Regions from separate parts of the Mus musculus genome. Here region 1 is linked to region 2. The links are chromatin loops, found by intact Hi-C in ENCODE. Cell type or tissue: heart. All regions are shown on one strand. Region 1 has its middle 17 kb from the start of Spopl. Region 2 has its middle 6.2 kb from the start of Nxph2.

What was found. Peaks named below come from ENCODE experiments on the same cell type or tissue, not always from the same donor. Only the 100,000 strongest peaks of a DNase experiment are listed, where the experiment ranks them.
Region 1: it touches region 2 in a loop (2.9-fold over the local background); 4 of 42 quality-filtered maps call a loop at or near these places.

The regions. Positions count from the first base shown.
Region 1 is chr2:23,587,437-23,589,936 of GRCm38, forward strand. No RefSeq gene overlaps it. Among named protein-coding and RNA genes, the nearest start is that of Spopl, 17 kb to the left of the region's middle. In heart, a CTCF peak has its summit at 1,561 (motif pointing left); no DNase peak of the experiment used is centred here.
Region 2 is chr2:23,313,845-23,316,344 of GRCm38, forward strand. No RefSeq gene overlaps it. Among named protein-coding and RNA genes, the nearest start is that of Nxph2, 6.2 kb to the right of the region's middle. In heart, a CTCF peak has its summit at 1,216 (motif pointing right); no DNase peak of the experiment used is centred here.

The DNA.
Region 1 (2,500 bases), 270 kb after region 2:
ATAAATGTGTGAAATTGATAGATAGTTAATGAACATATTATTTTAAAAATAAGTCCACAATAAATTGGTATATAAATATACATATATAGTTTAGTTGAAATATTCTCATTTTATCTAACAGTGAGAATAGAAAGGCATAGACTATCGAACAAAAGCCCAGCTCCAGGCATAAAAATCCTTTTGAGTTGTTTATCAGAGTTATGTGAGAGATGCCCAAAACAGTGTAGGGTATTGCCTACAAAAGGTAGACATAAGTTCATGTTGAAGACACCATGCATTCAGACATAGGACAAGCAGCTCTTGAATTGAAACTAATATAAAAGCCTCCTTTCTAAGAACTAGTTTCACGATACCAGAAGGCACTATTCAAGCTTCTAAAGGAGGTTAACAATACACAGCATAGTTTGGTAGGAACCAAATTATGATGCCTCCCAGTATGGCATGGGAGGAGCTGAGAGTTCTACATCTTGATTTGAAGGCAAACAGGAGAAGATCGGAAAAGCCTACCCCCCCACAGTGACACACTTCCTCCAATGTGGTCACATCTGCTCCAACAATGACACACCACCTAATACACTTGACCCAAGGGCCAAGCATTCTATCACATGAGTCTACTGGGGCCAAACCTACTCTAGCCATTACCAAGAACTCTCTAATTGGATTTACAATCTACTCAACAGGAAAGAAATCATGTTTGGTATTGGAAACCTTTCCAACTATCCAAGGATAGTGAAGTTGTAGATACTGAAACAGAATCAACAACTCACATGTTTCTAAGAAAATGTAATGCCGAACTGTATTTCAAATACTTGTCCTTATATTCACAGTTAAATATGATCCTCACCCTTTATTAAGGAAACCTCTCATTTCAACAAATGGAGACATTACAGAAAACTACAACCTACAGAATTACAGAACTATGGAACACAGTCCTAATGAATACATCTATAATACAACTCTTAAATAACTCAAGGAGCTTCTCAGACGATGGGGCAGAAGAATTATAAGAGCCAGAGAAACAGGGAGTTGGTTGTAAGATTATATCTCTTTAAAATGCCAGAAGTTTTACCAATAAAAAACAATAACAAGCAAGGAAGACTCTAATAGACATGCTTACCTGGTGAGGATGGGTGTGGGGAAAGACCACAAACATCAACACAACACAAGTAACTACAGGAAGCTAAGAAATGTAAAGAGAAATTAAAAGGAAGGAACATTCCAATTAGTTGTTCAATACCAAATGTCCAGTACTGAAAACATATACACACAAGTATCATCATGCAGGCTGGGCAGGTTGTATTTATGTATTTAGTTACACACACACACACACACACACACACACACACACCACACATATATGTATATATACAAATATGTATACATATATATGATATTATATATCATCATCTATTTAAAAGTTGTATATTAGAACAATTAAAGAGGACTGAAGAGATGGCTCAAGAGGGCTGAAGAGATGGATCAGTGGTTAAGAGCAGTAATTGCTCTTCCACTGGTCCCGAATTCCATTGCACAACCATCTGTAATGGGATCTGATGCCCTCTTCTGGTATGTCTGAAGAAAGCAACCGAGTACATAAAATAAATAAACCTGTTTGGGGCTGGAAAGATGGCTCAGAGGTTAAGAGTACTGACTGCTCTTTCAGAGGTGTTGAGTTCAATTTCCAGCAACCATATGGTGGTTCACAACCATCTGTAATGAGATCTAATGCCCTCTTTGAGTGTGTCTGAAGACAGCTACAGTGTACTCTTATCATTAAATAAATAAATCTTTTTTAAAAAAGATTCTATCAAAAAGGAACAATTAAAGAAAAACACAACTGTGAATTTGAAAAGAGTTACATGGAAAGGTTTGGAAGGAGGAAAAGGACGATGTGAACAATTAATAGTATTAGATTCTCCAAAAAAAACAAAAACAAAACAAAAAAAAACACCAAAAAAACAAAAAAACCAAAATACTATTTTAAGGAAGGAATTAATGAAATCAAGGTTTGCTTCTCTGAACAGATAAACAAGATTGTCAACCTTCACCATACTATGTAGACCCATGTCTGCAAGATCTGGGATTTAAGAACCTAAAAGAATGGGGAGAACTACAGTCTAATGCTGTAGAAAACATTACTTCAGTTTCAGTATACTTTTATACATAAATAAAACAAAGCAAGCAATGATTCAAGAAAGTTTTTTGAGTCCACAAAAGCATTATCAGAAAAATCATGATTAGATAAACATGTAAATAAAACATCAATAAGCCCATACTAAATATTAACATAGCAGCTCGTTCCCAGAACTTTCTTGGGACTGATCAATTTAAACACAATATCTAGGAAAGCACAAAAGCAAGGTAGTTGGCCATATCCAGATTCAGGGCACACTGAAAACAGCACTCAGCATAGCCTTTCATCAGATTGGGTTCTAGAGATTGGGTTTTGACATTTAACAAAAATAAAAATATTTTTTAAATTGAATGTAAATGTTTAGCC
Region 2 (2,500 bases):
GTGCCATGTGATTGTGTTTCCTAGATACAATGGGATAGCTTCATCGATGATACCACAACAACATGGGTACCTAATCAAGACACAAACACTGACATCAAAGAATACGATAATGTGAAAGAGGAACATCTCACATGGGCCCTACCCATACACAGAGAACTCCATGCAACTGTTGACTGCTGAGAGGAGGAAGATCAGTCTTCCTCAGGGATGAGTTTCCTTAAGTTGTCATGCACATACCAATAGCCCTATGTTCAGTAGTTGTATTAAATGTTACATATACACATATAAAATAGATGAATATCAGGGTATGAATGGGGGAGCATATGAGAAATTAGGAGAATGAATGCAGTTGTGCAGTAAATTTTTTTTAGCATGGAATCTTCCATTTTAAATTTAATTTTTTTAAGATGAAGAATGTGACAGCAGGGTAAACAACAGAATATTTTAAGATATAATATTTAAAGGAAGGTGAAACAACGGGGCACTTGTTCTAAAGAGAGACAAAACATTACATCCTACTCCTAAACAACAGGGAAGCTCAGGAGTAACCAAGTCAAATTATCTTCAGGAATTGCCTGAAACTGACCAGATTCAGCAGGTCCCTCCCTCCCTATGGATGTATAGAAACAGTAAAGAGCAAACAAGCCAGACTACCTTGAAGAATCTTAGAAACCCAGTTGCCTGGAACTAGAGACTGTCTGAGCATACGCATGCTTACTATACTATCTACAAAGGATGGACACTGTCATACCTGTTAAGCATCCTGCAAGTTGTATAGTATGTTCATGATTTTCCACCTTTGTTAGCTGTTACCCCAGCTGGGGAAGACTTTAATGATGCAGTTGTCTGTGAGTTATTCCTGCTGCTGTAAGTAATCCCTCACCCATACTCCTTTAAGTAAGCCCACAAAAACTCACTGCTTCAACAAGTTGGTATTTGTACTTAGCTCAGTCATCAATCAGCTCCCTATCTGAAGTGGGTACTCATTTGTTCATATTTTCCCAGGAATAGCGTCACACAACAACAGGGAGGGGAGATGTAATTATACCTTAACAAGCAAACACACAAAATAACAGAAACAACAAAACACCACTCCACCACCACCACCACCACCACCAACAAAACCAAAAACCAAAAACCAACCAACCAACCAACCAAACAACAACAGTAAAACAAACAAGATACTCCCTGTATAAAGCAATGCTTCCAGTGGCCAGTAGATAGCAGTATAGATATTCCAAAAAGTGGAGAAAGGCATTAGTGTGATTACTATGCTGCCAAGGAAACATTAGACAGCTCATTTTTGAGCAGCACACGAGAAAAACAAAGTGAGATTTTAAAATATCAAATCCTAGGTGCCTCTAAATGCAAGCCTGCACATTCAGCCCACTTGTTTCCTAAGAGAGTTTCTATTAGGAAGCAGGAACATGAAAATAGATCTTGACTAATAATGCCACAGTTCAAAAGGATCACAAAGTAGAGCAACGAATGAATGAAGGTGCCAGCAACATTTTAAAGAATGGATGCAAATGTAAACAAAACAACTTATTGTCCTTATTCATAAGACTGTAGGAAACATTTTTAAAATTCACATATGCTACAAAGCACACTTCTTTAATAAATAAAAGCCTAATTGTGGGGAAAAAACCTGCATCCCAATTATCCAAAGATGGTAGACAGCACTTTGATATAGTTAAATGTACTATTTGTGTGTAGCGGCTGCTATGTTCTGACAAGTGATGAGGAGTAATTTCATATTCCTTTCAAGGTAAAACACAATAGCATTTCCATATGATGCTGAACCATCATCCTTCGATGTTGTGCAACTTCAGTTCATCAAAGTATATTATAAAGCTTAATGTGCGTATCTAGGGAGTGTGTCCTCAAAGACCTAGCAAAGAAAAAATTGGGGACACTTGGGCAAAGAAAGTGCATATTAATTGAAAATGGCCTCTTAAAAAGATAAAACTAAAGAGTAGACCTCAAATTTCTTTTGAGTTTTAATTGATGTTAGAATGGAGAAACAGACTCCTGTAAAGATTAAGAATTAGGTTTTCTTCCCAAAACTCCAGGCCCACTTTCAGGTGAATATTTTCTTTTTTTATTACTTTTCTAGGGTCCATGACTTAACACTCATGTACTTATAGCCTCAAACGGCCTAAGATGCCCTTCAGCCTTTGACCTTAATCATGAAATCCTTTATGTTGAAGTTGAGTTACACTTGGGCATTTGCAACAAGAGCACCTTACCAGTATGACACGGGCAATCAAATGCAGGTTGCAAGAGACTGGGCATCTGTGTATATCTGTTCTCTGTTTTCTCTGCACTTAAGAAACACTATCTGAAATGTGTTAAGAAACTACACCAGAAATAATATTCACTATATTTGATGTACAAGAAGATAAGGTTATTAACCCCTTAAGTAATCATCTGTATTTGTGAATGGACAGTACATACAGTAATATATTGTAAGATGGTGTCAAATTTAAAAATAATAAAA